3 separate regions of the Homo sapiens genome follow, and all the other regions are linked to region 3. The links are chromatin contacts, found by Hi-C or POLR2A ChIA-PET in ENCODE. All regions are on one chromosome and are shown on one strand. The core of a region is the stretch at or near the end of the contact, and the rest is flanking DNA. Distances in the headings are between cores, read along the strand shown. Region 1 holds the start of RPS6KA1 (ribosomal protein S6 kinase A1). Region 2 has its middle 28 kb from the start of HMGN2. Region 3 holds the start of LIN28A (lin-28 RNA binding posttranscriptional regulator A).

Region 1 (2,903 bases), core at 121-2,620, 120 kb after region 3:
CGCCTCGGCCTCCCAGTGCTGGGATTACAGGTGTGACACTTTGATTTTTTTAAGCCCTAGTCTGTTCTCAACCTCTTGTGTGACCTTGGGTAAGTCACTTCATCTTTCCGAGCTTGTTTCAGGATTTGTAAACTAGGTGGTGGTAATCATTCAAGGAAATCACATGGCTCGCAGGAAGCTTTTGATAAACATTCCTTCCCATTCCCCTGCCTTAGAACAGCTTTGCAAATAACTGACCAGTCTTCCTGCGAAACCAGCAAGCTTGTCCCTCCAGCAAGCTCACTCCTCACATGTGAATACATCTCAGCACACCCGGACCCCTAAGGCTCTTTAGGTGGAGGCTGAATCTCTCTGGGGCAACCAGTCTCCCTGGCCTTTCACTCCAAGTCCCACCAAGCCTCGGTTCATCCTGGGAGCCTGGTCCCTCCTCAGAGAGTCGCAAACCCAAACTAGTCCAGAGCTGGGGCTGCAGGTGACTCCAGGGAGACCTGACCTGAAAGGACCCCCTTCAAGTGATAGGGCAGAGCACAGATTGCAAAAACGCATATTAAGAAATCACTCTTGGCCGGGCGCGGTGGCTCATGCCTGTAATCCCAGCACTTTGGGAGGCCGAGGCAGGAGGATCACTTGAGCCGGGGAGTCAGAGACCAGCCTAGGTAACAAAGCGAAACTTCGTGTCTCTCTCTCTCTCACTATATACACACATACATACATATATGTGCATATATATAATATTTATTTATACATATTTATTTATATATGTAATATTTATATACATTATGTAAAATCAATCGATCAATCAATCACTCTGTGGTGGCACTATGGGTCCTGATGGTGGTAACAACTGCTGATGCCCATCTTGGCCTGGGGCACTGAGATCGCCCGGAGATCACAGTGTTAGCTTCAGGGCGGGGTAGAAATTAGAGGATAGGGGATCTCTAGGGCCTGGTGAGTTGAGGGCCTAAGGGGAGTGGGTCTCAGGCTCCTTCCAAGCCTCAGCCTAGATCAGGCCCAGGAACCCAGTGTGAATGTGTGTGCTGGGGTCGGGGATAAGGTGCTTCTCTCCCGTTGGAAGGAGAAGGAACATCTGGGCTGGGATTCCAAAAGAGCTGAGCGGGGGAGAACGGTGGCCCTGGTGTGGTGTGTCCAGGGGTACACCACTGGAAGGGAAGGAGCCAGCAGGGCCTCTCCGGCGGAGCCGAGCGCGGGCCGGGGGCTCGCGGCAGGGGCGGGGCCGGCCCTCGGGGCGCGGCGGGGGCGGGGGTCCGCGCTGGGAATGCCGCGCCGCGGGGGCTGGGGCGGGGCTTCTCCGGCTCCGCCCCCGCGCAGGTAGCCAATGGGCGCGGCGGCGCCGGGTGACGGAGGGAGCCGAAGTGCTAGTGCCGCGGCGGCGGCGGCGGACGGCCCAGCCGGAGCGCGAGGGGCTCGGGGGGGCGCGGCGGTTCGGGTCGCAGAGCCAGGGACCCCAGGACCCGGGAGGCGGCGCAGCCGGGGCCGCCGGAGGAGCGCGGGTGACCTGGCGGCGGCGAGATGCCGCTCGCCCAGCTCAAGGAGCCCTGGCCGCTCATGGAGCTAGTGCCTCTGGACCCGGAGGTGAGTGAGCGGGGCGGGGGACGGGCGCCCGCGGCCGGCGAGCCCGGATCCTCACAGGGGCGGGGCGGCCCGAAGCGCCGCTGCAGTCCGGCGGGCGCCCGCGAGGGCGCGAGTGCCCTCCGATCTCTTGCCCACTGTCCGGCTCCACCCCCCTATGCCCGGGTGTGCGTGTGCGAGGGACAGTTCCGCCAAGCGCCGACTACCTCCCCGCCATAGCCAGGAGAGGGGATCCTATGGGGCGCTGAGATCTGGTCGCCTTCACCCCACACCTAGGACCCGTCCCGGCATCTGTCCAGAGCTGTCGGAGCTTCCTCCATTAATGCAGACGGGGAGATCTTCAGTGCCAGATGTCTGGGATTCTACCAGAGACAGGGGTTATGGGACCCCCACTTCTCCCAGGGCCCTCCGCCAAGAGCTCCCTGCTTCTGGCTTCACCGCTGCTGAGCCTAGAAGGATTGCTCCTCTTGACCCCTGGCGGATGCGGAGTGTGGGATGGCACCACCCGTCTGGGGCTGGAACTCCTGGTTTTCTTTGCCCTGAGGCTAGGGCCAGAGGACACCTGTGTGCCCTACCCCAGGCTGTGGAGACGAGAGTGGGGAAGAGCCCTTAGACCTTGTGAAGATGATTCCTGGCAGGGCGTGGGGGGACCTTGGTGCCTGCCTCCCTTCTTATGCCCCTTCCGGTAGGAAGGGCTGGGCCCTTGGGGAGTTTGGCTTCTGCCAGCCCAGACTCCCCAGACAACCCAGCTCCTTCTCTCTCAGAAGCAGCTCCTGACCTCCCTTGAGGGCTCTGTGGCTCCAGTCCCTAAGCGTGCAGAAGGCCACCTCTTCCTGTGCCTTTTGACCCCAGGGTCAAGGTCAAGCCCCTGAATGAGCTGGTGGAAAACTTCCTCCTTAACCTCTTGCTGGGAAGGAAGCAGGTGATATTCTCCTTCCCAGGTGGTTGTTGGGGGTATGCAGGGAGGGAATGGAGACCTCATTTGAGCCCAGGAGCTGAGATGACTTTCTCCCAGCTTGGGCCTGGAGCCCCTGTCTCAGTCCCCTCCTCTGCCCTCTCTTACCTAGGGCAGCCACCAAGTGTCCTGCCTCTCAGGACCACAGGCTTAGATCAGGGTGAGCACCCAGGGTCCCCAGCCCCCAGGGTGTGCTGCCCCTTTAAAGGGATGGCCGACACTGGCTATTGGAGGGTGGGCGCGGCAGGATTAGGTAACCAACCTGAAGGAGCAATTTGGAGTAAATTGCTCTGGGATTCCTGCCATGGGGATTTTACAGGCACTGCTAGGCTGCTCAGAGGTTCTCTCGCTGACTCAC
Region 2 (3,037 bases), core at 41-2,540, 90 kb after region 3:
ATCTGGGGCTCAGAAAGAATTATGAAAAGCAGCAAGCCTCCTTACTTGATACACAGACAACCTTGCTCAACCAACAGTGGCTTCATCCTACCTCCCCAGGGTACTTCCAGTAATTCCCTATGGTAGTGTTTTCCAGAATGGGACATGACTACAGCTGGGGGCCCTAGGTATTTTTTTTTTTTTTTTTTTGAGACAGTCTTGCTCTGTCGCCCAGACTGGAGTGCAGTGGCATGATATGGACTCACTGCAACCTCTGCCTCCCGGATTCAAGCAATTCTCCTGCCTCAGCCTCCCGAGTAACTGAGACTACAGGTGCGCACCACCACGCCTGGCTAATTGTTGTATTTTTAGTAGAGATGGGGTTTCACCATGTTGGCCAGGCTGGTCTTGAACTCCTGACCTCGTGATCCACCTGCCTTGGCCTCGCCTTGGCAAAACCCCGTCTCTACTAAAAATACAAAAATTAGCCAGGCGTGGTGTCTCGTGCCTGTAGTCCCAGCTACTTGGGAGGCTGAGGCAGGAGAACGGCTTGAACCTTGGAGGCGGAAGTTGCAGCGAGCCGAGATCATACTGCTTAACTCCAGCAAAAAGAAAAAAAAGAAAGCTGGGGCTGCGCGCGGGGGCTTATGCCTGTAACCCCAGCACTTTGGGAGGACAGCCTGGCCAACAGAGCGAGACCCTATCTCTATTTTTTTTTAAAAAAATAACAAAACAAAAAAAGCTGGTTGGTTGTTGGGAGGCCTGGCTGCTTTTGGGAAGGATAATCCTCGTCCACACCAAGGTGATTCAGTGAGCAGGGTGAGGGCAGATGCTGGGTGTCCACGCCCCGGCCCCACAGCAGCCAGAGGAAGATACCAGCCCGCGCACCCGTCGCCATGGCAACCTCAACCCCACTCCTGGACCCTAGCTCGGAAGGGGGCAGGGTATCGAAAGCCGATCGCCAGAGGCTCCTCGGTGCCTCGTGCGAGTCCCCGCCGTCAGCCCCGAGGAGCCTCCTGGCACCAAGCAGGCGCTGCCCCCTTCGGCCACACGGTGGCGGCGCAGAGCCGAGCTCCGCGCCCCACCTGGGAGGCGGCGCCCGCGGGATGGGGCTCCTCGGCCCAGCTCCCCAGCCTCGACAAGGATACGGCCCGACATCCAGGCCAGGAGCGTCGCTGGGGCTTAACCGCCGTTCCCCAAGGCGCCCCTCCACTCCTCCAGCGGGCTCCCGCATCCCCCATTATCCGGCGGACCCCAACCCCTGCTCACGTGACTCGCCCGCCACCCTCGAAGAACTCTCGTGGGGCCGCCCCGCCCTGCCGCAGGTCACGCGCTGCGCACCTGGAGGGCATCTGGCCAGCCGCCAGCTAGAGCCTGCCCCTGCTCAGGCTCGGCTCAACCCGGGCCCGCGCCTGCTCCGAGCCCAGGAAGAGCGTCCTGTCCAGCTCCCAAGTGCGCCGGCCCGTGGGGAAGGAGGCGGGAGTGGGCTCCAGCGGTGCGGCCCTCGCTCCTCCGACCCGGGGCCCTCTCCACCTCGGGGGAAGAAAGAGGCCTCTGCCTCCGCCTCCTTCCCTGAGCGCTGCCACCCTCACTCCGGCCCTCTGACCGCGGGTCCCGGACATTGCGCTTAGGGGTCGCCTTGCAGGGCCAGAGAAGCTGGCAGACCACGCGCGCGCACGTGCCGGGGCGGGGCGTCACCGGGGGCGGGGCCTGGAAGGGCGGGGTCGGCGGGCTCGGGTTCCCGCGGGGCGCGCGCGGGGTGACGGGAGCCGGGACTACGCGGAAGTGGGGGTAGGGGCCGCGGGACGGGGAGGGGCGTCCCCAGTACCCGCGAGTGGCTTCAGGGAGCGCAAGGCCAGCTGAGTCTGGGCGCTGGATGGGCGGCCTTGGCATTAGGTCCAGATTTGGGTCCTAAGTACTGTGCCCAACCGGCCCGAGGGGAAGGGGGAGGAGACAGGAACCGCGCCCATTTTCCGGATCAGGTTCTTGGAACCAGCCCGGAAATCCTGGGACTCAATCTGGGGGCCAGATCTGGAGGCGATGGTTTTTCTAGAGACGGGCTGATGCAGCCCCAGTATGCCGTCGCACTCATTTCCCACATTCCAGGAACGGTCCAGGTCTGCCCTTCAGCGGTTTGGGAACTCCGCGACGACTCCCTCTCTCCACAACTGCAGGGTGGGCCGCGCTCTGAAAACCTGGCAAAGCGATGGGGGTCCCTCAGAGCCCCTCCTTCATATTCAGTTTCAAAAGGATTTGGCATTGGGGAAACCTTGGGACCTCAAGCCACATGGAGAAAGAGCTCCAGGTCACAAGGGCTTGGACCTGAGGGCACCTCGGCTGGCTCCTTTCTCGTGCAGTCTTTGCAAAAGAGGACCAGGTGGTGGCCAGAAGGGCACTTTGAGGGCTGAAGAGCTCAAACTGCACAGGGATAGGACCGAGGTGCAGAGTCCTTGGGGCCCTTTTTTTTTCTGTCATATCTTGTTTTGCCATTCGGCCTGGAAATACCTGGAAATTCTTCCTGCCTGTTTTTCCCTCAGAAAAGTTTTTTTTATGTAAAAGTGGCCAGGCACAACTGTAATCCCAGCACTTTGGGAGGCCGAGGTGGGCGGATTGCTTGAGGCCAGGGGTTCGAGACCAGCCTGGGCAACATAGCAAGACCCCGTCTCTGCCAAAAATACAACAAATTAGCCAGGCGTGGAAACGCGCGCCTGTAATCCTAACTGCTGGGGAGGCTGAGGCAGGAGACTCGCTTGAACCTGGGAGGCAGAGGTTACAGTGAGCCACCAAGATCAAGATCGTGCCACTGCACTCCAGCCTGGGCGACAGAGAAAACAGAAAAGGAAAAAAAAAAAAAAGAAAGGACATCTCTGCCGGGCTCTGTGTGTGGCTCATGCCTGCAATAGCAACATTTTGGGAGCCTGAGGCAGAGGGATTGCTTGAGGCCAGGAGTTTGAGTCCAGTCTGGGCAACACTGAGAGACCCTGTCTCTACAAAATATAAACAAAATTTGCCAGGTGCTGTCATCCGCCTGTAGTCCCAGCTACTCCGGAGGCTGGGG
Region 3 (3,144 bases), core at 150-2,649:
TGGGTTGTAGTGGTGGGGGAGGGGAACTGGCCGGAGCTGGCATTGTCCAGTTTGAACTGAACACCGGAAGTGAAGGGGCAGGGCCAGGGCCGTGCACTGAGCCCCGGGCCATTGTCCATCTCCGACCAGGGCAGTAGCCACCCCCACTAGCCAGCCGTCTTTATCTCCTAGAAGGGGAGGTTACCTCTTCAAATGAGGAGGCCCCCCAGTCCTGTTCCTCCACCAGCCCCACTACGGAATGGGAGCGCATTTTAGGGTGGTTACTCTGAAACAAGGAGGGCCTAGGAATCTAAGAGTGTGAAGAGTAGAGAGGAAGTACCTCTACCCACCAGCCCACCCAGTCCCTCTCTCAGCAGTGGATGGGGATGGGGTGGGGGTAGGACGAGAAGGCAGCTGGTGGAGAAACAGCTTCAAGACTCTTTGGGTTCCTCCTGCTCTCCAGGGAGCTTACCTGGGGCTAACTTTAGACACACAGGTTTGGAGGGAGGAAAGAAGGAAGAATTCTTTACAACGAATCAATTAAGAGCACTTTCTCTTTTCTAACTGGGGGAGGCCCAGAAAAACTCTGAGTCAGAAACTCTGGGAGGCAGACATTCAGATGTAGTCAGAGGCAGACAGACTTTGGAAGGCAGCGCTTTGGTCAGGACAGATCAGCCCTGTGTGTCCCCAGCCTCTCCCCTGCTCCCCCATCCCGGGCTTCCCAGTGTCCAGAACTCCAGGTCTATCTAAGCACACGGGGGTGGGGGGTGAGAGCGGGTCAGCTCCAAGCAGCCGGGTCAGCTCAGAGGCCTGAGGGGGAAGAGAGGGGGAGGGGAGCTCAAGGGCTGGGGGAGGGGGAGGGCCCATTCATTTCTCCCTTGACAGGTGGTTTGTGTTTCTGATTGGCCAGCGCCGCCAGGCTCACACCTCCCTCCCCCAACTCTCTGGAATGTATAATTATCTGCCCGGGGGGTGGGGGTGGTGTGTGTGTGTGTGTGTGTGTGTGTGTGTGTGTGTGTGCAGTCACGTGGTTTTAAAACTACCCCCCCCACCAGGTCCCCCACCTGTATCTGCTTTGGGGACCCCTACTGAGTCCAAAGTGCAGGATCTCAAATTCCGGGGTACTCAAGTCTTCTAGGGCAGACAGACCCATCTCCAGTTGTGCGTGTGGGGAGGGGGTGTCAAACCTCAAGGTTCTGAGAAGGGACACCCCAGAGGTGTCAGAGACCGGAGTTGTGGGGGAGGGCCGGAGCTGGAGCCGGAGGGAAAGGGAGGGGAAAGGAGAGGGAGGGGAGGGGAGGGGGCTGCCCGCGGGGGGTTGGGTCATTGTCTTTTAGAATTTGGGAGCCTTTGAAAAGCCGTGGGCCCTCCCACCGCTATTGTGCGGGGGAAGATGTAGCAGCTTCTTCTCCGAACCAACCCTTTGCCTTCGGACTTCTCCGGGGCCAGCAGCCGCCCGACCAGGGGCCCGGGGCCACGGGCTCAGCCGACGACCATGGGCTCCGTGTCCAACCAGCAGTTTGCAGGTTCGAGCTCGGGACTTAGCGGGGACACTTTAGGATTCAGGGGCGGCCAGGAGCCACGTAGAAGGGAGGTGGGGAACTGAGTCCTAGGCTGCCCAAAGGACCCCAAGACGGTGCGGCCTTCTGCTTCATAGGGCCGTCTCTGGGGCCAGGAACCTTGGTGTCCCAGTGGCGTGCGCGCCAGACTACGTGGGTGGATGGAGAGGAGAGGCTTGTCCCGCCGTGAGTCTCTGGGAAACGCGTTGTGGGAAGAGGAGCAAAACTTTCGGGGCACTACTGTCCCGGTGTACGCTAGGGGAACGCGGGAGGCGACCGGGATAGGTTTCTTCTCTTCTGTTGCTTGGTAGCTGCCCCCTCCTGGCTGTCCACTTGTGGGGCTGGATACTCGGGTCTCCCTGCCTGGGGCCCGAGACGGCCCTCCGATTCCGTGCCCCCCAGCTAAGTGCCCGGCCCTCCCTCTCTCCAGGTGGCTGCGCCAAGGCGGCAGAAGAGGCGCCCGAGGAGGCGCCGGAGGACGCGGCCCGGGCGGCGGACGAGCCTCAGCTGCTGCACGGTGCGGGCATCTGTAAGTGGTTCAACGTGCGCATGGGGTTCGGCTTCCTGTCCATGACCGCCCGCGCCGGGGTCGCGCTCGACCCCCCAGTGGATGTCTTTGTGCACCAGGTGAGACTGATTCCGGTAACTTTGCCCAGGGAAGGGCGTCTAGGCGCCCATATCCACGGGTGGGCTCCGGGCTCGCAGTTGAATTGAGGGCCATCGGGAGCCCTCATTATGCATCCCTGTCTTTGCTTCGGCACCCCAATTCTGAGTCCCTGTTAACTATCTCGTGGGGGAGTAGTGGGAGGCAGCACCAATTATCAGCACCCCCGCCCCCTTCCGGGAACCCCTCCGGCTTACCACGTGTCTATTACCTCTTTCCCCTGGGAAGGGGCAGGGGGCAGGGAGGTGACCCCATGTGGCAGAAACTAAGGTTGTATTGTGCTTGCCGGTGGGGGGAGGGCGAGCAGGCCGGCCAGGGAAGCACATGCCGGGCCTAAGCCGGGAGCCCAGCTCCTCCAACGTCTGAATGGAGCTCAGAAGGCGGGAGAGAGTGAGGGCAACTGGCTACTGGACCCAAGGGGCGTAAAGCCGAGAAGTCAGCCTCATCCCCTTTTTAATGCAGACCTCACCTGGCTGGTCACTAAAAACTGGGTTTGGCAGATCCCTGAAGGATCCCTGTGGGGGCTTGAAAGCTCAGGACTGGGGTCTTTGCTGTCCAGTTCCCGTGAGGAAGGAAAACCCAAAGAGCCCAGGCCTTCCTTACATTCCTGGGCCAGGCTGGGAGGGAAGTCGGTAGGTCGCAACCCCAAGTTCTCAGTTAAAGCAGGGCAGCACAGTAGGGGGTGAAATTCAGTGTCGCAGGGCAGGGGGTGAAGGGAGGCTGGCCTCTGGTCCTATTCTCCGCTTGGCATTTATGGCCCCAGACAGCCATTGATTGCTGTCTTAACATTCCTGGCCTCAAACAAGGAGCCAGAGACTTCAGGTCTCCCTCCTCCCAGGCTTCCCCTTCCTGAATATCCTAGAGGCATTCCGGTGGTCCTGGGCCACCAGCTACCCATAAAGACCATGGAAAGGAAGTTGCTTGCTGCCTATGGCCCTTCCA

Evidence for each region. Hi-C counts contacts between places; a loop is a spot of excess contacts on that map. ChIA-PET counts read pairs that join two places held with the same protein, here RNA polymerase II (POLR2A). Pooled maps may share reads with other maps.
Region 1: POLR2A ChIA-PET joins it to region 3 with 15 read pairs in WTC11. The contact joins the promoter of RPS6KA1 here to the promoter of LIN28A in region 3. POLR2A ChIA-PET finds 5 or more read pairs at or near these places in 4 of 52 experiments (AG04450, H1, K562 and 1 more).
Region 2: a pooled map shows a loop between it and region 3 (4-fold over the local background). The contact joins the enhancer-like site here to the promoter of LIN28A in region 3. A Hi-C loop is called at or near these places in 4 of 50 pooled maps. POLR2A ChIA-PET finds 5 or more read pairs at or near these places in 6 of 52 experiments (AG04450, BJ, H1 and 2 more).

What each region holds. Positions count from the first base shown.
Region 1 is chr1:26,528,391-26,531,293 of GRCh38, forward strand. It overlaps RPS6KA1 (ribosomal protein S6 kinase A1), which reads left to right and starts at 1,371. Exons shown (of 22, transcript NM_002953.4): 1 at 1,371-1,593. The coding sequence starts at 1,531. It overlaps LOC124903884 (a long non-coding RNA gene), which reads right to left. Exons shown (of 2, transcript XR_007065558.1): 1 at 2,808-2,903; 2 at 730-2,171. RefSeq lists a silencer at 1,256-1,735 and enhancers at 1,977-2,887, 2,888-2,903.
Region 2 is chr1:26,499,326-26,502,362 of GRCh38, forward strand. No RefSeq gene overlaps it. Among named protein-coding and RNA genes, the nearest start is that of HMGN2, 28 kb to the left of the region's middle. RefSeq lists silencers at 959-1,138, 1,349-1,838 and enhancers at 2,019-2,088, 2,048-2,705, 2,119-2,178. Within about 2 kb of position 1,291, at least 38 of the 41 ENCODE cell types and tissues checked have a DNase peak (open chromatin) inside an H3K27ac peak, as active enhancers do.
Region 3 is chr1:26,409,418-26,412,561 of GRCh38, forward strand. LIN28A (lin-28 RNA binding posttranscriptional regulator A) reads left to right here and starts at 1,400. Exons shown (of 4, transcript NM_024674.6): 1 at 1,400-1,505; 2 at 1,969-2,165. The coding sequence starts at 1,475. RefSeq lists enhancers at 1-108, 109-666.